Linked DNA regions of Mus musculus: region 2 is linked to region 1. The links are chromatin loops, found by intact Hi-C in ENCODE. Cell type or tissue: left cerebral cortex. All regions are shown on one strand. Links, peaks and the distances in the headings refer to the core of each region. The heading gives the core; the rest is flanking DNA. Region 1 holds the start of Zbtb25 (zinc finger and BTB domain containing 25). Region 2 has its middle 10 kb from the start of Sptb.

The links. Hi-C counts contacts between places; a loop is a spot of excess contacts. Peaks named below come from ENCODE experiments on the same cell type or tissue, not always from the same donor. Only the 100,000 strongest peaks of a DNase experiment are listed, where the experiment ranks them.
Region 2: a loop joins it to region 1, with 2.0 times the contacts of the local background. A loop is called at or near these places in 1 of 42 quality-filtered maps.

Annotation. Positions count from the first base shown.
Region 1 is chr12:76,364,210-76,375,911 of GRCm38, forward strand. It overlaps Zbtb25 (zinc finger and BTB domain containing 25), which reads right to left and starts at 5,351. Exons shown (of 3, transcript NM_028356.2): 1 at 5,231-5,351. It overlaps Zbtb1 (zinc finger and BTB domain containing 1), which reads left to right and starts at 6,311. Exons shown (of 2, transcript NM_178744.3): 1 at 6,311-6,521. In left cerebral cortex, for the core only: CTCF peaks have their summits at 6,206, 7,129 and 8,867; DNase peaks (open chromatin) are centred at 3,024, 3,566, 4,176, 4,892 and 4 more places; H3K4me3 peaks cover 4,996 bases; H3K27ac peaks cover 3,643 bases.
Region 2 is chr12:76,714,965-76,726,666 of GRCm38, forward strand. No RefSeq gene overlaps it. Among named protein-coding and RNA genes, the nearest start is that of Sptb, 10 kb to the left of the region's middle. In left cerebral cortex, for the core only: CTCF peaks have their summits at 5,818 (motif pointing left) and 7,352; a DNase peak (open chromatin) is centred at 7,303.

The DNA of each region.
Region 1 (11,702 bases), core at 1,416-9,415:
ACATACATGCAAAGCACTCATACACATAAAATACGCTGTGAATAACGTAAGAGACTCTGCAGTAATATTCCTCCAACAGTGATGTTTTTGTTTTTATAATTAACTTGGCTGAACTTAACACTTCCAAGTTCTGCTCCTTGATTGTGGGGTTTGGCTCTAGGTGTGCTCTTTGGAGGCCGTGGTAAACATGTCCAACTCAGTGATGACAAGATTCAGAGTATTACACATCACCCCAACAAACCATTTGTTGAGCATCTCCCCCACTTTCCAGCTGCATGTTGTGTGCTCTGCCCTTTTTCTTCTAGCAACAGTTACCCCAGTTTTAGTCACCCACTGTGCCACCAAAACCATAAAAACAGAAACAACCACTGCTAACCCTTCTGCCAATCCAATTTTCAAAGACACACATGGTAACAAGACATACATGAGGGCAAAACACCCATATACATAAAATAATAAAATCTGGTTGGAAGACAGACATGGTAGTATATACTTGTAGTCTTAGCACTTGTGAAACTGAAGCAGGAGGATTGCTGAAAATTCAATGTAAGCCAAGGCTACACAGAGTGAGTTCAAGGCTGGTTGGCCTGAGCCTATCTAATAAAAACCAAACAAAAAAAATTAACAGAAAAGATTTTTGGTAGGAAAAAAAAAGATGTAAAGTAGGTTGCAGAAAAGAATTAAAAAAAAAATCACCCTTCATTATTTAGAAAAGCAAAGAGTTTAAAAACTTTAAAAACATTTTTATTATCAAATTAGTATTTTTAATATTTTATTCTGAGAATTTCATACATGTATACAAGGTATTTGTATCATCATAATATCCTTCCCATCTAAGCACCACACCCTCACCCCCAAGTAATATTTATAATAGGCTTAGTATTGATAGCTATGAGATTATAAAAGCGTTATTTACTTTCTAGATCGCAGTAAATTAGCTCTGGATTAGTTCAAACTAAGATGAAACAAGTTTATAATTTAGTTAGCATGATATTCAACATCTTGGACTGTTTAGAAACTCTTTTTGGTTGGCTTGCATTCTCAGATCAGCAGCAGAACAGCCTAGAATACTCAGCTCTTCATTCTCTCACACCGTAAGCATCTTTAACGGACTTTATAATCAATTATCAGTAAAAGATAGGAAAGCTGGCAGAGGAATGTCAAGCTTTTATGAACTACTTACTCATGGCTAGAAATACACAAGTTAAAAGGTCTCCAGTGCTACCTGATAAAAGGCTTCCCACAAGTGTAGCTGGTATTTGTAAAATGGTATTTTTTGATGATTGTGGATGTGTGACAGTTGATCTGGTTTTATTTGTGAGACGAGATCCCACAATAACCTAGTCTGACCTAGAATTTACTTTGTAGCCCAGGCTGAACTGAAGTCTATGTTCTCTTGCCTCAAGCTCCTGAATAGAGGGATCATAAGCGTATACCATAATTCCCAACAAGTATGGAAGAATGTTTACTATCGCATAAGTATCCCAAAGAATTGTGTTCATTATAGTAGATAAATAAATATCAATGATTATTGTAAATGTGACTTTAAACTACAATTTTAGGTGGTTTAAGGAATCTAAGTAATTAGACATACTGTTGCATACCTGTAATTCCAGCTCATAGAAGTTTGAGGCCTGAACTTAGAAAACCCTATCTCAAAAAGAAAACAAACAGGAGACTTGGGGGAAGGGCCCTCCCTGTACTCACCCCCATCCCAAAGCAAATCCCTGGAGCTCACTGGCTTAGCCAGGTTACATGAATCAGTGAGCCCCACCTTCAGTAAGGAAGACACCCAAGGTCAACCTCTGACCTCAGATCCACACACACAAACACACACCCCTCAAAGAAAAGAAACAGAAATGTGCTAAACTAATGCACTAGTAGAGTGGTTAGAGGCCAGGAAGGGCCACACCATTTCCAAACTTTCTGGTGAAAAGTATCTAGGAAAAAGAACCACTTATTCTTAGACCCTTTTAAATTGATTTCCATAATGTCTAAAAATGATACAGGAACTGCCAAATCTGAAAATACAGGCACAGATCAAACCTGCCAGGAACCCATTCACAGACAATGTTAGAGAAGACGTGATGGATGACACAGGAAAGGGCAGTTACATTCTAGAAATCTTCAATAGGATAGTCTGGAGCCCTGGTCTGTGGGCAGACAGCCTTTTCCATCCTCTGTGTGTGTGTGCCTGTCTGTCTGATAAAGCACTAGGCCAATAAAACTTAGAAATAAAAAACTTAATACGAAAGAGACAAGAGTCTTCTTGATTTATTCTAAAGACTACATCTAACAAGAGTAAAAGAGGTCCTCACAGGCCAGGGAAAGTGAAAGAGGGCAAAACTAGAGGAGACCCAGAGTGCAGCGGGCAAGTGACTGAGCTGCTGTGTGAGTGAGCTACCATCTTCTCTGCCAGAGAATAACAGCTCCATGAACACACTTCTAGCACAGACTAAATAATACCCTCTGCCTAAAAAGCCTGCTGTTTCAGAATTAAACATTGGTTTTGATCTGTATCTACAAAAGCAATTAATTACAAAATCTCAAAACCTTAATAATATACACTTTTCTTAAGGTTAATTTAATAGAAGAAAAAAAGGCCCAATAAAATGAGAACAGAAACCTAACAACGGGTGGGGATATAATATAGCCCAGTAGTAGAGGCTTTGTCTGGCATTCTCAAGATGGCAGGTTTGATCCCCAGAATACAACCAAGTACAATTAAAATGAACTAATCATGAAATTTCATGTTAGCTTTGAGTACTGTCTTTTTCCTCCACTTTCTTTTGGGGGTGGGTGAGTGAGTGGGGTGGTGAGACAGGGCTCACTATGTAGCTCTGGCTGTCCTGGAACTTACTATGTAGACCAAACTGGCCTTGAACTCTGTCTCCCAAGTACTGGGATCTAAAAGGTGTGCACTACTATGCCTGGCAAAACATATTCTATGTGTACTTGCATGAATTCAGGCATACCATATGTACGCAGGAGCCTGTGGAAACCAGAAGGAATCCGTTTCCAGGAACTGGAGTTATTTCAAGTTAAGAGCCACATGGGCGCTGGAAGCCAAACCTGGGTTGTCTATATGCACAGTAAGCGCTCTCAACTGATGAGCCATCTCGACAGACTAAAGGAAGAAGCAGTGGCTGAGGAATCTAACTGGCATGAAGTGGAGATCAAAGGATCCAATTCCATCGCTGGTAGAGGTAACTACTATCAACTATTTTCTTTTTGGCTTTCTCTAAGGACTCAGATGCACTTGCTCTGTGGGATAAACAAGCAGAAAGGGGGCACAGGAAGTGGTGTAGGGCTACTTTACAATTCATCAAAATAAGAGCACCTGCACTGCTTTTCTATAGGAACTCTGACAGTTCGCCAACTCTTTCCTAGCTCTTACTTCAAAAATGGACAAATTGGTCAGATACCACCAGCAGCTTGCAGGGAATAAATCACTTTGGGTCAGCGGTAGGTTAGGCACTATGCTGCACTTCCCAGCGTGCTAGGAGATTTTACTGCCAAGCCGCTCAGGCCCCTCCTCCTCAGCTAGACAGCCTGGCTCCTTTGCATTCCCCTCAGGAGATCGGGTGGAAGTACATAGCTCCACTTTGTAAGGCATAGAGGGCAGCTGAAAGTCCTGCCTGGCCTCTCTGAGCAACCACAGGCGCCAATAAATCAGCCACAGGCGATTCTCTCACCCCCTTCCTGGGGAGCAAGATGTAATGCGAAAGAGCACTGACTAGGCTTGGAAGATAAGTGATTGAGACTCACATTCCTTTGCCAACTACTCTTGTCACCACAGTCAGGTATACCTCTCTGGCTCACTCACTTCTGCCGACTTAAAACATATTTATAACAAGACAATACTACCCTTTTAGGGAATTCAGTTATTAAAACTGCCGGCAAAGGTTAGCACACAAAACTAAACCTGACTGGAAACTCCTTACAGCTTATTATAGTACTGGGCATGACAGTCTAGTGTGTGGTGGGGTAGGTGGGGGTCTTCTTGCTGACCACCCAGGATGTCTCATTGCTCCCTAACTGAATCCCAGCCATCTTGACTATTTCACACCTACTCATCCCACCCCCAAGTCAGGCAGTGGCTATGTACCTATATCTAGGTTGCTTCAAGAATGATGCCTAAACCTAAGGCCGAGACACGTGGCCAGACCAGGGGGCATACACTCTTAGTTCCTGCGAGTGAGAGCCCGACCTAAGATCCATTGCTACTTCTACACTAGCCTGGGCTATCAACTTGAGAAGTCCTGTAAACCTGATGTAATTTTAATCACTTCTGGAGTATACACTGTCCAAAGCAGGATAAACTGGCACTGCAGTCCTGAGGCTAATTATGAAAGGTGCAGAAACTTTGATCGGGCAACACTCTGCTTCTTAGGCCGGGTGTTAGCTGTGAAATGAGGGATGGACTCGATATTTAAGGTCCTTTTCAGCTGAAAAACTCTGATTCTAAGATGTACTTCAATTCTGTCAATCGACAGCTCTGCAGCTTTTGAAGGACTTGCTGGAGTCCCTCGAGGAAGAAGGCCAACTTTAATCCCTTAGAGGGAGATGGGAGTTAATTTATAAAACACACAACACTAGCTGCTATCAGGTTCCAGGTACAGCGCAGTGCGTTACCTAAGCAACTGATAACGGCTTGATTCCTCCAAATGAGTGCTAGGGAGACGATGATATAAGATGGGGGCCAGAATTCAAAATGAAAAACCACTGGGCTAAGAGAAAAATTAATTATTAGGGTAGGGGGCTACTTGCCCTAGATGCTAGGTACTCACAAACTGGATGGGGGAGGGGAGAGTGAGGGCTGCGCAGCCCGATCTGGACACCCGCCCACTTGCTAGAGCCTGGAGGCCTGACGCGGCCGCCCAGGACCCGGCTGACACAGACGGATTGAGGCTTCTGCGCCCGCTCGGAGCCCGGCCCGCAGCGGGAATGGGCTCTAAGGCTGTGCGGCAATCGCGCGCGCCATCCCGCCCGCGTTAGGCCCCGGCGGCCCACGGCCAGGGGCGGCTCCGCGCGCCCAGCACTCGCTCGCCGTTGCTAATGTCCTCCTTGGGCCCTGACTGACATCTCCAACGGACCAAAAACAGCACCCCTCTCCCCGGCTACTTGCATCTGTCCCGCGACGGGTGCAGCTGCAGCCGCCGCCCGGGCGGCTCGCGGCGGGAGGGACTGAGCCCGGAGCAGCCCACAGGGGCAGGGCCGCGTTGCTTACCCAGACTCCGCCGCGGCGGCGGACTGGCGGGCGGGCTTCTCTGTGCGGGAGGGGCGGGCTCCCGCGCGGCGCACACCACGCGGCTGCGCCCGCTCACGCACCCGGCGGGCTGCTCTCGCGCGGCTTCCCGCGCCCGGCCCACGTGACCGGACTGCCGGGAAGCGAGCGGCACCCCGGCTAGTGTGCGTGCCTGCCTGCGTGCGTGCGTGCGTGCGCGCGCGCCTGCCTGCCCGCCCGAGTGGCCAAGGCGGGGGTCGGCCCCGCGCTCCGGGCGCGCCTCTGCCACGGTCCCCAGTCGTGACTGGAGGCGGAAGTGTGGGGACAAGTTCGAGCGTCACTGGCTCCCCACACGTCTTGGCGTGACCTGGGAACTTTCCCCGGCGTGTGCAAAAAAAAAAAAAAAAAAAAAACCCAAAAAACAAAAAAAAACCACGGGTGCCCCCTCGGCCCTGGGTGGGGACGGGCAAGGATGCACCGGCGTCTGGCGCGGGAGGGGGACGAGGGCGCGGGGCAGGCAGCCACATGCGGCGGGAGCCAGGGAGGGAGGCGGGCCGGGCGGGGCATGGCGGGGGAAGTGACTCAGGCCCGAGGCTGGCGGGCCCACGCGAAGAGGAGTCGGGGGGCACGGAGGACCCCGAGCGGACAGGCTTTAGGCTGGACGGGACGAGAGTGTCACCCCCCCCTCCAGGCGTCCAGGGTGGAGCGCGGGGGCGGGTCCAACTGCGGGGCCCTGCGGGACAGGGGTCTGACATCTGGGTAGAGGGCGATCGGCATCCAGCCCTGGGGGAGTCGGGAGGATCCCAGTGGCGTCCAGCTGTGCAAACAGGAGGAGGGCCAAGCCGACTCCGGGGAGAGGGGCGACAGTGCTGCTCCAGCCGCCGCCGCCCGGGCGCCCGCGCTGCGGGCAGTGCCAGCCTCCCCGGCCCGACGCAGAAACTTGTTGCAACCAACAGGCGACCGCGGGTGCCCCTAGCCGCCAGCGGCGGAGTGGGTGGGCGGGCGAGAGGGAGGGGAAGGCTGGCGGACGCCGCCGCGAACTGGTGGGCAGACCCGGAGTCGCCGCGTAAGCGGGGCCGGCTCAGTGCGGTGCGGCAGGCGCGGCTGTGCGGCAGCGGAAGTCCTTTGTTGCAGCGCAGTCCCTGGCAGAGCCCGGAGTGTCTCGGCGCAGCCCAGCCGAGCGCCGCGCGCCGTCAACTGCAGCCCGCAGCCCCTCGCCTCCGCCCGCCTTCCCAGCGGCTCCGCTGCCCTCAACTCCATAAAACCTCCGCAGCCGCGCGTCCCACCGCGCCCGGTGAGTAGCTGCCAGTCGTCGGGGCCATTTGCGCAACTTTGGCCGAAGCTGGGCCACGGGCCTGGCGGAGTGCGTGGCCGAGGCGGCGCCGACCGGTGCGGGGAGCCGGAGCGTGGAAAGCGCGCGGCGAGGAGCCGGTGGCGGGGGTCTGCCGAGCGGCTTCGCTCGGGGCCGGCCGTCAGTCCGGTGCGCGCGGCCTCTCCGGGTTCCGGACGAATCCCCTCTCCAGACGACTTCCCAAATTACTTCTTTTCCCTTTATTTTATTTTGTGCTGGGGGGGTGGGGGGAGGGGAGGTGGAGGCGGGAGGCCGCGCTTGATTGACGGGCCCAGAGCGCGCTTCGCTAACTTCCAGCTGCGGCTGGGCGGCCGGTGGGAGGGGAGCGTCCCGGAGCCGGAGGCCGCAGACTTGGGCGCGCTCCGAGGGAGGAGGCGGCTGGGCCGCGCGGATTCCTGCTTCGCTCTTTCCCACCCCCGCTCCTCAGCACACACGCTTTTTGTTCGGGTCCAAAGTGGTAGGTCTCGGGGGTTTGGGGGGTTTTCTGTGTACGAGATCCTCCCCCCCGCCCCCCGAGTCCCGAGAAGAAAGTGCTTTTTGCCTCCAGTGGTGGGCGCTTACAAGTAGAAGTTCTGGTGGAGGCGGTGAGCTAGTTGGGTGGCGATCTGGAGTCCTTGCTGCTGAAGCGTGCAGGCGTGGATCTGGGCTCAGCCGCCGCTCCCAGGCTCCCTTTCCACCTTAGCCACTCGTCCACGTGATCTGAGGGCTTGACAAGACATTTTCCAACTCGGACGGGTCTAGAACAGGTTAATGAAAGTCCTTGTTTTCTGGGGATAGGGTTTTGTATGTGTGTGATCATGTTCCCAAATCGAATGTCGCTGTGACGGTACATGTAGATTCTCCACTGGTCAGACTGTATTTCCGTACAGTATGAATCGCTGCGGCAACATTTTCCCCTTTGACACTGGAATCCACAAAGCGTTCCAAGCATTTCCCCCCGACCCCCACCCCGTTTTGAGACAAGGTCTGGCTAGGTAGCCCAGGATCGCTTGGATATAATTCTCCTGCCTCAGGAAATCCTAAATTTTGGGGTGATAGGCTTGTTCTGAGGCTTTCCAAGACCACTTAGAATTTCTTGAGCCGAAGTTTGAGGCACCCTGAAGTCGACTGGGGAAATCGATGTAGTTCTTATGACTGTTTTAAAGCAACCATGTTTTTTAAAAGGTATAAAATAGGTTCTCTGGAATTTTGTCACCTCAAATGGATATGATCTGGAGAAATGGAAAGAATGAAGGTACAAGAGGCTGAAGCCCAAATGATGGATGGATGGTCAGTTGCCTAGAACTGTAAAACTTCCCTTTTGAATCACTATCCCCTAAAGTCTCAGTAATACTGAGTGGCATTGGTAGCTGCATGGGGTTTCTTCCTCTTAAAGAAACAGACGGACCTAACGCAGCCGAGGTGCAGTGCAGTGCTTTTCCAAAGGTTAAGGCTTAGAAGTTCTGCGGTACAGTGCTGTGTTCCAGCCACTTGCACTCATTTTAACACCAGAATTTCTCCGTTGACAGCAAGTTTTATAGGGTGTGGTTGTGCACGTCTATAATCCCAGCACTTCAAGAGGTTGGATCAAGAGTTTGAGGCTAACCTGGACCTGGCATACATAGCGAGACCTTTTTTTCAAAAAACAAAACTCAGGGCTGGAGAGATAGTTCAGGGGTGAAGGGCACTTGCCTTTCCTTCAAGAAGAACTAAGTTTGACTCCCAGCACCCATCCCAAGCAGCTCACAACTACCTGTAACTTCATTTCCAGGGAGCTCTGGACTCTAGAACAATTGTACTCATGTGCACACCCCTCCCCCCACATACATACACATCATTAGAAATTAAAATTTAAAAACCCAAAGCCTCAGTTTTCATGCTGTTGAGTAGACCTGGTTGAGCAGTCTTTCCAGCTGGCTGTGTTCTTCCAGTTCCTAACATTATGCCTGCTGGTTTGCACCACTGCTGCTGTGTCGTTGTCAGGAAAGAACCCATTTTAACCAGGCCACGAGCACAGCTTCCTGATCTTGTAACTTGGTTTTTGGTGTTTCCAGACAAGTGTTTTTCAGTGTATCCCTGGCTATCCTGGAACTCACTCTGTAGACCAGGCTAGCCTCAAAGGCAGAAATACACCTGTCTCTGCCTCCTGGATGTCAGGATTAAAAGCATGGATCACCTTGACGGCTGTTTTATGGGGTTTTTTTGTTTTGTTTTGTTTTGTATTTTAAAGCTAGAGTCTCACTGTTTGGTCTGGGGCCAGCCTTAGCTTTTGGTCCTCCTGCTTCAACCTCTCACCTAGTGGTGGGATAACGGGCCTGCACCTCCACCCCAGCCTTCTGACCTTGTGGGGTTTTTGTTTTTGTGAAGCAGGGTCTCACTCTTGTAGACCAAGCTGGCCTCAACCTCTTGAGGGATGTGCCTGCTTCTGCAGCCACAGTGCTAGGATTACAGGTTTGTGCTGCCAGTCCTGCTCAGGACTGTGTGTTTCTATGTCATAGTAGCTGCCAAATGTTTGTACCTTCTGCTTCCTCATTCCTCCACACTCCTCCCTCCACTTTTGTCAGTACAATTGGGGGCCTTTTCAAAGTGCCCAGTGTTCCTTGTAACACCATTCAGGAAAAAAATGTTACTGCCTTTTTTTTTTTTTTTTTTTTTTTTTTTTTTTTAAAGATTTATTTATTTATTATATGTAAGTACACTGTAGCTGTCTTCAGACACTCCAGAAGAGGGCGTCAGATCTCGTTATGGATGGTTGTGAGCCACCATGTGGTTGCTGGGATTTGAACTTCGGACCTTCGGAAGAGCAGTCGGGTGCTCTTACCCACTGAGCCATCTCACCAGCCCACTGCCTTCTTTTTTATTTTATTTTTTTAAAGGCCTGTTCTTCTCTAGACAGGTCACAGACTTTGCCTAAAAGGGGAGGGGAGTTGTGTTAGAATGCAGAAAAATAAATGTTTTTAGGCTGCAGTCTCTTGTCTTGGGAGGGTTAAATATGTAAAACATGTGCTTGAAGTTCACTTAGGTCTCTGAAGTATTTTTTGATAGTTTCTTGTGGTAGTGCCTCTGGTGATAAAATAATGAAAATGCTTTGCTGTTCATTCATCTTTTTATGTGAGTCTGTTAAGTTATTTATGCCTGTTTTTCTCAAAGTGGAAATACCTTTTCAATGATAAAAGCGGATGCTCTTTATAAAAGTTCAGACTATACTAAAGTACATAAAATACAAAACTGAAAGTCACTCTGACTCCCACTCCCCAGAGGTAATCAGGGCGAACAATCAATTCCTTGTTTAAAACCGTGAAGGCAGCATTGGAGCATCTTGCTCTGTGTGCCTCACCCTGGCCTGTGCCCCTTCACAGGCTCATGCTTTCTTCTCATAACTCAGATTGATGAGAATTTCCAGATTGGGGGGGGGGGGCTTGCATCAAGCTGACGTCATACTCTATAACTTAGTAACATGGGAAAGTTTGTATGCTTAGGTTAGACCTCATGCGGTTCACCTTGGAGGACTTCTCGCCCTTAGCAGATTTGCAATCTCTTATCCGATTGCTTTATGCAGACTACACTCATTAAAACAAACCCTTCCAGTGGAGAGAGCTTAGCTCACTCATCATTGGGAATGAGTAGGTACACTTGCCACAGAGACCACTGCCAAGACATCCCTGTGCCTTCTTGTGATGGTGTGGGTTCCTCATGATCGATCAGCACCCAAAGCTGAGAGAGAGAGAGAGAGAGAGAGAGAGAGAGAGAGAGAGAGAGAGAGAGAGACTTGATGGGAAGGAAATTCCAGGAGCGGTGGGCATTAAGGAGAGTTGTTTTAAGTTATGGTATGGGAAGGCCTGGTGGGGGGGGTGGGGGTGGGGTGTCTGAATTCCACCCACATTTGGCAGCTTACATATTTAAGGTAGATTTCTAAGTATACTGATGTTTTGTCCTGTATAGTCATCACAAAGCTACTTAGCCTGGTGTAGTCAAGGTGGATGAGCTGTGAAGTCGATTCCCTGATAAAGCTGCCAGCTAGCAGGAACAGATTTAATCACAGTAGTTACTTGAAGGTGTTGAGGACATGCTGCTATGTTGAGATGGGGGTCTCTTTGTATAGCATTGCCTGTCCTGGAACTCACAGAGATCCATCTGTCTCTGTCTCCCAAGTGCTGGGATCAAAGGCATGTATCACCAACTGCTGGGGGTTTTTTTTGGGCGGGGGTGATGTGCTCTTTGAGAACACTACTATGTGAATATAACTTGTTCTCAATCATATTTGAAGGCTTGGAGGTATATGACTTAGTAGGAGAGTGCTTGCCTGTCATGCCTGAGGCCCTATGCTCAGCCTCTGGCACGGTAAACTATAATGATGGGTATTAAAGAATAGGGCTGGAGAGATGGCTCAGTGGTTAAGAGCACTGGCTGCTTGCTCTTCCAGAGGTCCTGAGTTCAATTCCCAGCAACGACATGGTGGCTCACAACCATCTGTTGTGGGGTCTGGTGCCCTTTTCTGGTGTGTCTCAAGAGAGTAATGGTGGTGTACTCACGCATAAAATGAATAAATCTTTTTTAAAAATTTAAAGAATAGCAGTGTGTGGGGTACATGATTTTAATCCCAGCACTTAGAAGGTAAAAGCAAGTGGATTTCTGTGGGTTCGAGGCCACCTTAGTATACACAGTTCCAGCCAGCTCCACAGTGAGACCCTGTCACCAAAAAAATAAAAATAAAAAGTAAATATTAAATAATAAATTGCTAATTATATTTTCTGTTAGTTTCCTGTGTGAGGTGCATGTTGCCCTTTTAAGAGCTAGCTGAAGAGCTCCTCCATACTTGAAATTGCCAGCCGTGGGGTGGGCATGGCGGTCAGCAGATGGGAAAGGAGATGGGGAAGGGGTGTGTTCTGTGAGCCTGCAAGATAAGACAGCAAGAATGCTGAGAGCTTATACTGTGATGGAAAGAGTGACTGTGGGAGGCTTAGAATGTTCCAGAGGGCGCCTTACTGAATAATCATACCCAGAAAGTGGAGTCTGAGTTACAGAAACTGAAACTCTGCATTTTGAATCAAGAGTTAGGGTTTCAGTCCCAGCTTCTGTTTACAAGATGGGTAGTTAACTACTGCACATGTTTTCTTCATTCACAAAATATAGATAATTAAAAGC
Region 2 (11,702 bases), core at 1,421-9,420, 350 kb after region 1:
GCAAGTTCTGTTTTTAAAAAGTTATTATTTTCTTCCTATCAAATGTTTTCACTTTATTTCATGAAGTAAATTGCTATGGTTATCTTCATTGCTGGGTCAAGAATCTCAGAATTTAAGTAATTTCCCAAAGACAACACAAACTCCAAATCTCAAGCTTATTTGGGTCGTTTCTTCAGGAACTGGTAACACATGTTGGGTTTTTTGGTTGGTTTGGTTTGGTTTGGTTTTTGAGACAGTGTCTCACTCTGCATTCCAGACTGCCAGACTGGCCTGGAGCTCATAGCAGTCCTCCTGCCTCGGCTCCCAATGTGCTAAAATTATAGATGTTGAGTCATGTGTGGCTTTGAGACTTAAATTAGCAGGATTTATTGTCTCCTACTTGAACTCATTCAAGAATTTAGCCCTGGTGGCTGGAGAGATGGCCCAGCGGTTAACAACACTGACTGTTCTTGGAGAGGTCCTGAGTTCAAGTCTCAGAAACCACATGGTGGTTCACAGCCATCTGAAATGGGATCTGATGCCCTCTTCTGGTGTGTCTGAAGACAGCAACCATGTACTCACATACATAAAAATGAATAAATAAATCTTTAAAAAAGAAAGAAAGAAAGAAAGAAAGAGAGAGAGAGAGAGAGGGAGGGAGGGAGGGAGGGAGGGAGGGAGGGAGGAAGGAAGGAAGGAAGGAAGGAAGGAAGGAAGGAAGGAAGGAAGGAAGGAAGGAAGGAAGGAAGAAGGAATTTAGCCCCAAATTATGCTGAGCACATGCACAGTGGCAACTCTGCTGCTTACCCTTTTCCACCATCACTGAAATTATCCAAATCTGCTTCATCCAGCATCCAGCGCTGCCCCCTTGCAGACAAACCAATTGAAAGCTGTGGATCCTCCTCTTGGAATGGGTTTCCAGCTATAAATAAGCATTTGTATGCCACCACTGACCCAATCACTACCTATCTTCTTGACTGCGCTTCACCTGCACAAAGTGCTGCCAGAAGTAAGTAGATGTTTGCCTCTTAGGATTCCAGGAGCTTGATAGACCTCCTGCTAACATCCCAAAGACTATAATTCTTTATTCCATAAATAAAAACGAACCTTCAGAGGAAACTGAACTTGGGAAGGAGTTAGCTTTTAAAGTACAACCTTCTGCTGGAGAGATGGCTCAGAGGTTAAGAGCACTGACTGCCCTTCCAGAGGTCCTGAGTTCAAATCCCAGCAACCACATGGTGGCTCGCAACCATCTGTAATGGGAACGGATGTCCTCTTCTGGTGTGTCTGAAGACAGTTACAGTGTACTCGTATACATAAAATAAATATTTTTAAAAGTATAACCTTTGGGTATAGGAATAAGAAAGAAATGTGCCGTGCAGCTTATTGAATAGAATCTTATAGTCAGTATCAGAGTAGGCTTGAAAGACCCATAGATGGAGACTCAGAACACTCTGCCTGCCCTTAAGCTCTCAATTTCTCAGCCACAAAATAATGACACTGAACCACCACCTAGACTCAGCGGACTCTCAGCTTGATTGAGCTTCCAATATTGTACATATATACTAAGAATTTATAAATTGGGGTGGTGGTGGGTCACACCTTTAATCCTAGCATTCAGGAGGTAGAGGCAGTCAGATCTCCATTAGTTTGAGGCCAGCCTAGTCTACACAGTGAGTTCCAGGACAGCCAGGGCTACACAGAGAAATCCTGTCTCAAAAAAAACAAAAGAATTTATGAAATGTTTATCATAAAGATGTTAATAATAGTGGAAAAGTATATGCAATGTCAATATTCTTCAAAAATAGAAAGTTTTAAAAATTGAGATTAAAATTTGTTAAAATGGGGGCTGGAGAGATGGTTCAGTGGTTAAGAGCACTGGCTGTTCTTCCAGAGGACTCTGATTCCATTCCCAGCAACCACATGGCAGCTCACACTGTCTGTAACTCCAGCTCTAGGGGAATCCTCACATAGGCACACAAGCAGGTAAAATACCAGTATACATGAAATAAAAAGAAATTCATTATTGTTTAATTGGTTAAAGTGATGTTAAACACAGTATGTGGAAGCCTGTAATCGTGGAGTGGATACTTGCACTGGTCCTAGCATTCTAACCAATGGAGAGTTGAATTACAGCAGAACGTCTTTGTCTGGTTGCAGGAAGTCTTGTAAGAAATTAATCAGTTAAACCAAGCAGGTGTCTAGCTGACTGACTCTCCTGTAGCCAGAAAGTTGTTTTCTATCCCTGTACTAATGGCTAACAGCATGGGCTGAGAGTCTCAGAACCTTCTCTAGTCCTTGCGGCTGTCTGATTTGTGGATCAATTTTGTTGTGTTTTGCAACGATGAACTCTACTAAATTTAATTGGTCTATAGAAGTTCCCTTTTAAAACCAGTTATGGTATATATATATATATATATATATATATATATATATATATATATACACACACACACACACATATATATATATATATATACATACATATATATATATATATGTACACACACACAAAGAAATGTTCATTTAAGCAAGGATGTGGGTTTATAATTAATAGAAAAGGGAAATGTCATGATACGTTATGAACTTTTTAAAAAGGGCTCCAAGTAGGAGCTGGAGAGATGCCCTATGGGTTAAAAGCACTCGCTGCTCAGTCATGAGGATCAGTGTCTGGATTCAGCACCCATGTGCCACAACTCACATGCCTGTAACTCCAGCTCTAAGGGATTCCACACCCTCTTCTGGCTTCCATGCACATGTGTGCACACACTTTCACACACACACACACAGATACACACACACACACACACACACACACACACATATGCAAATAATATCTTTTTTTTTCTCAAGACAAAGTTTCTCTGTGTCGTAACACTCACTCTGTAAACCAGGCTGGCCTGGCTCTGCTTGAAACAAAGTCAGGTAGATCTCTGTGAGTTTGAGGCCAGCCTTGCCTAAAGAACAAGTTCTAGGAAAGACAGGACTGTAGTCCTGTGTACAGAGAAACCTTGTCTTGAAAAAAATAAAATGAATAAAAATTTGAAAACAGAAATTAAACAGTTAATATCAATAAGAATGCTGCTAAAAATCAATTTATTCCTGTATGATAGGTTTAGAGTAATTCTTATTTCCTTCTTCTTTTCCTATAGTGTTTGTTTTATAGGCATAGACTATTTTGTAAAAATCAACAGATATTTCCAATTTGGGGAAAATATAGTAAAAACTAAGCAAAATATGTTAGATGTTTTCTTGGAAACAAGTTTTGCCAGAAAGCTAGGCAAGAACAAAGTATTGGTGAACTTGCAAAAGAAATGTCTGAGTATTTTCCTCAATAACTCAGATAGTTTTTTGTTTTGTTTTGTTTTAAAGATTTATTTATTTATTATATGTAAGTACATTGTAGCTGTCTTCAGACACTCCAGAAGAGGGAGTCAAACCTCGTTACTGATGGTTGTGAGCCACCATGTGGTTGCTGGGATTTGAACTCTGGATCTTCAGAAGAGCAGTCGGGTGCTCTTACCCACTGAGCCATCTCACCAGCCCTTGTTTTGTTTTTTAAACAAAGGTAAAAACCTCTTTTCTGTTACACAAAGCTGCAGAGCCTATCTATTTTTCCAACTGGGGATATCACCAATCATGTGGGAGATGGGAGTGGCTTGACCCATGTCTGCTCCTCACCTCTTGTCTTCCTCTTGCACTATGAGCTGTCAAGCTATGAGACTGGCCCAAAAGCCAGTCTGAGGCTATAGAAAGACACAGTCCTAACTCCGTAAAGACAGGATGATCTTTATAACTTTGTTTTCTTCACTACCATGCTTTAATTGTTTACGTTTCCAAAAGTTACTTGGCAATTTTTCTTAGTTTATTTGTTGGTTTTGTTTTCTGAGACACTCTTAATTAGTCCAGGCTAGCCTCAAACTCACCATGTAGTAAAGGCTGATCTTGAACTCCTGTGCTGGCTAATTTTATGTCAACTTGACACAGCTAGAGTCACTGGAAAGGGAAGAACCTCAACCGACAAAATGCCTTCATAAAATTAGGCTGTAGACAAGCCTTTAAGGCATTTTCTTAATTAGTGATTGATGGGTGAGGACCCAACCCATTGTGGGTGCCACCCCAAGCTGGTGGTCCTGGGTTCTGTAGGAAAGCAGGCTGAGCAAGCCACAGGGAGTAAGCCAGTAAATAGCACTGCTCCGTAGCCTCCGCATCAGCTCCTGCCTGCAGGTTCCTGCCCTGCTTGAATTCCTGTCCTGACTTACTTTTGATGATGCTGTGGAAGTGTAAGCCAAATAAACCCTTTCCTCCCCAAGTTGCTTTGGTCATAGTATTTAATTACAGCAATAGAAACCCTAAGGAAGACAATTCCTAATCCTTCTGCTTCCAATTCCCAAGTGCTAGAATTATAGACATGTGTTCACCACCACTTCCGCTCCAATCAATCTTGATAATTACACTTATCACTCAAGTAAGAATGAACGTGCAGAACTAATTATTGGAGGCTAGGTAGATTAAGCCAATCTGAAATTCACATACGAAACGTCAACAAAGGAATAACAAGCTTTCTACATACAAAATAGTGAAAGAATTTTTACCCAAAGTAAAATAAATTGGTGAATAACCACTCCCCACACGCGCACACACAAATTGTGTCAGGGACTTAGTTAAATATAGCCACTCCTGTAGCTGTCATTCAAAGAGTGTGACACGTGCTTGTAATACCCTGTAGAAAAATCTCTGAGGGATGAAAGGTCTGTGGCTAAGCTTCTGATGGGCTGTGAGGGACACTTTGTGTCTGACTTCAATTGTTTGTTCTACAGTGTTTGCTGTTCACCAGTGCACCAGGCCTTCTGTATGTTCATTTTGGGGATCATCAGCTCCACAGAGTAACTACACAAGAGTTAGAGAAGAATCTTTGCCTCCAAGGAGAATTGCCAAGAGCCAGACTCAGCAACTCAGGAAGCCAGCTGGCCCTGTGTACTAAGTACTACTCACAGCAGGACACAGAGAGTCCATGTAAGTCAAAGGCAGTAGAAACAGTATCTTTACTGATTTACTGTCTGTGTGCCTCATCCTGCTCTCTGAAGGATGTTTAAAAAAAATCTTACTTTTTACTTACGAGAGAAATCCTGAACCAGCTTTCTCAACTGCCGTGTGCAATGTCTAACACTTAAAAATCTGTCCCAACGTGGGGCAGTGATGGCACACGCCTTTAATCCCAGCACTTGGGAGGCAGAGGCAGGCAGAGGAGTTTGAGGTCAGCCTGATCTACAGAGTGAGTTTCAGGACAGCCAGGGCTACAATGAGAAACTTTGTCTCAAAAACAAAAAAACAAAAAAACAAAAAACAAACAAACAAACAAACAAACAAACGTCTCAAGTTTCCTCTCTGTGGCTCATAGTGTATGCCATGATGGTGAATGATGATAAATGGGCACACACAGAAATAATACTGGGGAGTCTAATAGTCAACTATTACTATGTAAGGTTGCTTTCATTTGTTTACTCCAGTTTACTTTGCAAAGCCTTGTTACAGTATCCCCTTTGCCTCAGGCAATCCTGCTTTGCCCCTGCTATTCCTGCCTAATCATTAACTGTTGCCCTTCGTTCTCAGAACTGTGATACAATATATAACATATATTGATGAGCATCAGCTGCCACCAAGAGGCCCCAGTAAATTCTTGTATATAGAAAGTAACTTGGCTCTAGTCATAAAAGAAAGATTTGTTACAAAAAGACAACCACACAACATAATAAATATTACAATTACTTTATTATTAGTTGCTGTGTCCTATCAAGGACAATTTATCTCTACATAAATTTAAGTCAATTCTGCCCTCTACTGTCTCCTGACAGTATTATGATGCTGTTCACAGAGGCTGATGATCCATTCTGCCCATGTTTAGAGTGGTGGTCTCCAACCTACTACAGTTATATTAGCTTCATAAAGTCTCCCACTGCCTGTGTTGAACCCCACACCTGTAACATTAGGATCTATGGTGGGAAGACCCAAATATCAAGTGTTTGGAAGCCCTCTACCTGGCTTCAATGTACAATCAAGGCTTAAAAATGCTTAAACCACTACTTAAAAGTGTCAGGACAGATATCAGGCAGTGGACACTTTTAGTCCCAGTACTTAGGACTCAGAGACAGGTAGATCTCTGAGTTTGAGGACAGCCTGGTCTACAGAGTGAGTTCCAAGAGAGCCAGGGCTACATAAAGAAGCCCTGCCTAGAAAACCAAATAGTCAAGTCAAATAGTCTGTGTGGTTCACTTAGCCTTTTCATTCCATAGTCTAGATTATGTACTACACGGCTGATCATGTCTAGTTACATTTGGAAGATTTGAGAAAAAGAACATCAGGACAAATCAAATCACTACTGGGAAATTGGCATTACTGTTTCCCCTAAGGGGTGATATTTTCCCTGGTATAAAAGTCTTTTTTTTTTTTTTTAATGTACAGTGATGATATGTGGAACTTTCTAGAAGATGAGTCTATCTAGGCATCAGCCTCGTGTCAGCGCCCCAATTCTTAACTGATGAAATTACCTGCTGAGGAGGCTCCATGGTAGCCAAGAAAGCTGAACCAGAAAGACGGGGCAAATGAGGTAGCACCCATTGCATTAAATTACTGCTTCCTTTGTCTTGAACATTCAGAGTCTTGTTAATGGAGTTCATCATATGGAAAAAGCACTGATGTAAAAGCTCAGGGAATCTGCTGGAGTGGAATTTGCACTAATTAGAACATTAACTAAATTAAGGCACCAGGGAGGACTGAACTCCAAAGGGAATAAGAGAGAAAAAGATACAGAAAAATCATTAATAATCAGCAAGGGAGAGGAAGAGAGCGATACTGCAGAAAGCTAACCAAAAAGGAGATTTCTGATGATTAGTTAGACAGTCACCTCTCACTCTCTTTTCCTAATGTTCACTTCCAAAGCTGACATGTCCAGGGTCTGAGATTCGTCCCACTGGAAGCCATGTTATTCTTCCTAAATTCAAAATGTGGGAACCACCAGAGTGTTGATGAGAGGAGGAAGGGCTCGTTTCAGAATTTGGACACTGAGCTCCTGTGCAATCAGCAGAGGCTCTCAATGCTAAAGGGAGGAAAGGAGGAAGGGATGTAGTGGGGAGAGGGTTAGGCCTTTATTCACCCTTGTTTGCAGTTGTGTGATGTCATTCTGTCCAGCAAACAGCAAGACTTGGCACAAGTGTGACAGGGGTAGAGACTTGGAAACCACGTTAGAAACTAGCTTGAAAGATTCCATCTGCGGCTGATCTTGTTGTGGAACAATTACCGAGGCTTTCAAAGGTTTCTTTCCAAGTAGTCAGCCTGCACAGAGTGGAAACACCTCCATAGATGTATTTATGGGCTCAGAAGAACTGCCAGGCCTGGTGGCTCATGCTATAATTACATGACTTGGAAGGAACAGGGTTGCCATGAGATCAAGGCCAGTTTGAGCTGAGACCTTGTCTTAAAAACTGAAAAATGAATGACTTTTTTTTCTGGGTGATGGCCACCATGAGTCCCTGATGGAAGCTAGAAGCACTTACAGAGAACTCTCTACCTGGGGAAGGAAGGAAGGAATGGATGTTTATACTTAAATATGTAGTTTTACGTATAGTCGCATAACTATGTTTGCTACTCAAAAACACTTGATTGATAAAATAGCCATACATCAACTTATTTACATTGCTGTAAACATATATTAATATAACCATAAGCACCCCAAAATCTGTGAATGAACTAAAGTTAAATTGTAAGAGCCTGCCCCTTTAACACTTGTAGTGAACAAATAATATTTTGTTTGTTTCTTTGGTTGGTTGGTTGGTTTGTTGGTTTCATCTTGCTATGCAGTCTAGGCTGGTTTTGAACTCAAAATCCCCCGCTGCTACTTGCCAGGTACAGGATTACAGCAATGTGCCACTATGACGGGCTTTAGCACAAAGCATTCCTGTAGCCTTAAAATGGAAACTGACACTAAAATGAAAACAAAAGTAGTCTGGGCATGGTAGTGGTGAACCTTTAATCCTAGCAAACAGGAGGGAGAGGCAGGTGGATCGCTGTGTGCTTGGGGTAGCCTGGTCCACATAATGAGTTCTAGGCCAGCCAGGACTACAAAATGAGACTGTGTCTCAAAAACAAAACAAAACCAAATAAATAAAATAGAAAGAAAAAGTATTTGGGACTAGAGAGATGGTTCCTCAGTTATGAGCAAGGGCCTTGGATGCTCTTGCAGCGGGACACCTACAGGTTTAGTTCTCAACACCCACTTTTTGGCTAACAGCTAAATTCCTATAATTCCAGTTCCAGAGGATCTGATGTCTCCCTCAGGTACCACACCCATGAGGCATACTCACATGCATGCAGGCAAAACACGTATACACATAAAATAAAAATAAATCTTAAATAAATAAAAGCACTGGGTCTGGGGAGATGGGCCAGTAGCGGTTAAAGCATTTACTACACAATTGTGAGGGTGGGAATTTAGATACAGAACCCACATAGGTGGTAGTTGTGGTGGTTTGCCTGTGCTTCTCAGCTTCCAAAGGGAGAGGTTGCCCCACAGATCCCCCTAGAGCAAGCTACTATCGAGACTAGCCATACCTGTGAGCTCTGGATTTGATTGAGAGAACCTGCCTCAATGAACAAGGTAGACTCTAGATCAAGAAGGATTCTGAGCCGGGCGGTGGTGGTGCACGCCTTTAATCCCAGCACTTGGGAGACAGAGGCAGGCAGATTTCTGAGTTCGAGGCCAGCCTGGTCTACAAAGTGAGTTCCAGGACAGCCAGGGCTACACAGAGAAACCCTGTCTTGAAAAACAAAACAAAACAAAACAAACAAACAAAAAGAATGATTCTGGACAGTAGCCTCAGGCCTCCGCACGCATGTGTACCCACACACATATGCCCTCAAACATGACAACATGCATACATGTGCACATGCACACTATGCACACAAATGTAAAAAAATTAGTGCATCTTAATAGAAAAGGGTTAGAGGTGTGAGCAAAAGTGGATACAGGGGGGCTGGTGAGATGGCTCAACAGGTAAGAGCACCCGACTGCTCTTCTGAAGGTCCTGAGTTCAAATCCCGGCAACCACATGGTGGCTCACAACCATCCGTAACGAGATCTGACTCCCTCTTCTGGTGTGTCTGAAGACAGCTACAGTGTACTTACATATAGTAAAAAAATAAATAAATCAAAAAAAAAAGTGGATACAGGTAATTCAAAGAACTTATTGACTAGTCCTGTCTCCATGCATAGCATTGTACCTTAGCAGGAATTAGATATTAGTACTGTTTGGTTCTGAGATGAATCAGTCTCATAAATGCATTTATATAAAAGCTACAAATAAAGCCGGGCATGGTGGTGGCACTCTCCTTTAATCCCAGCACTTGGGAGGCAGAGGCAGGCAGATTTCTGAGTTTGAGGCCAGCCTGGTCTACAAAGTGAGTTCCAGGACAGCCAGGGCTACACAGCGAAACCCTGTCTCGAAAAACAAAACAAAACAAAACAAAACAAAAGCTGTGAAAGTTGGGTTTGAGAGATAGTTCAGTGGTTAGCCTGAGATCAATTCCCAGCAAGCACATGATGGCTCACAACCATTTATAATGGGGTCTGATACCCTCTTCTGTTGTGTCTGAAGAAACCTACAAGTGTATTCATATACATATCATTAAATAAATAATTCTTTAAAAAAAAAAAGCTGTGAAATTTAAGACAGAAAAAGTCAGCTGAAGCCATAGTATGGCCGACTTTGAAAACCCTGCTGAAGACCCCCTACCTCATTTGGTTAGCAACAGGAAATCTGCTGAAGGCTGAAAAGTTTTAGGCAAAGCATAGATAGGACTGGAACCAGGTTTTAGGAGATGGATCTGGCAGCAATGTGTCTGGTGGCTTGAATGGAAAGATAGGGACAAGTCATTATCATACCACAGGATATGGGAAGTAGGTTCTTTGAGGGCTATCACCAGCTGGTGCTGTCACAGGTAGCCAGATCATGCAACCGAATCACTAGAGGGGATAAGTTATCTCTGGCTTCCTGGCTTTCCTCCCCTCCATTTCCTCCACACCCAGGTTGAAGTACCACAAGCAGTTTTCCTTCAACATTCCCTTCCGCCATAACGTTCCCATGCTGCCACGGGAATGTGGCTTAGGCATAGTGGAGCCAGCTGTCCGTGGGCTGAAAGCTCCGAGGCCATGAGCCAAGACAAGGCTCTCCTCATTTAGGCTGTTGATCTCAGGATATTGTCAAATAAGCAAAAAGCTAATACAAAGTGAGCTGACTGGTGGAGTCCTTGCTGCGACTGCCCTTGACCGAAGGGTTTAGAAGCCCATGGAACAGAGAGAATTTGGAGACGGGGGACTAGGAAAAGCTTAGAAAACTATAAACAGAGGTAAATAAATAATTGTGGTGTGAGTTCAGATGACCAGAATGCTGAAAGGAATTACAAACAAAAGCACACTGAAGGTTATCTGGCATCTTATCAGGGTTTCCACTGCTGTGAAGAGACACCATGACTGTGGAGAGCCGTGCATGCCTCGAGCAATGCCGCTGGCCTTCGCTGTGCCTAACTAGTAAACAAGCCTTGTACGCAGGCGGGCGGGAGAGTGAATTCACTCTTAGTCACTGCCCATCTCGGGGCGTAATAGTGGGTTGATGGGCGAGCAACAAATCAGGAGCTGACATGCCATATCAGGTGCTGAAACGCCATGGCTGAGGGCTATATAAGCGACTCCATTTTCTGGGGTCGGGGTCTTCCTGAGAAGTAAGCAATAAAGCTTTTGCCGCAGAAGATTCCGGTTGTCCCGAGTGTGTTCTTGCCGGCGGGGACAAAAGCTCAGGCAATACATGACCAAGGCAGCTCTTATAAAGGACAACATTTAATTGGGCCTGGCTTACATGTTCAGAGATCCAGTTCGTTATCATCATGGCAGAGAGTATGGCAATGGCCAGGCAGGCATGATGCTAGAGGAGCTGAGAGTTCAACATGTTCATCAAAAAGAAACCAGGTGTCTTCAGGCAGCTAGGAGGAAGGTCTCAAAGCCAACCCCTACAATGACACACTTCCTCCAACAAGGCCACACTTCCTCCAACAAGGCCACACCTTCTAATGGTGCCATTCTTTGGACCAAACATATTCAAACTACTGCAACTGGGTATATTAACCTTCCAAAAATATTGTGTTGAGGTATTGTTTCTCTTCGTTTAGGCCAGGTAGTGGTGGTGCATGTCTTTGGTCTCAGCACTTGGGAGACAGAGGCAGGCAGATCTCTAAGTTCAAGGCTAGCCTGGTTTACAGAGTGAGTTCCAGGGCAGACAGGTCTACACAGAGAAACCCTGTTTTGAGAAAACAACCAACCAATCAACCAACAACAGTTGTGGGTCTTATGTATTGAATTGTCATTGTCAGACAATTCAACGCACAAGGGTAGATAGAGAGCAGAGATGAGGGTTGTGGTTTGAAGCCCCGTGAGTATGTGTGGTGAATGACCACACTGGAACCAGCCATCAGTAGGTGGATAAACTTTACTTAGGGTCATCCAAGGCTCATAAAGTTTTGGGGAATTGCGGGTAGGAACAGTCAGGATTGGCAAAGGTCATTGGCTGGGGGCTTAGGGTACCTGGAACATCTCATTTGCATGGGGAAACATATCAGGAGTCTCAAGTGCTGGCTGAACATGTTCTTATAGGGAGAAAGGAAATTGATCCTGTAAT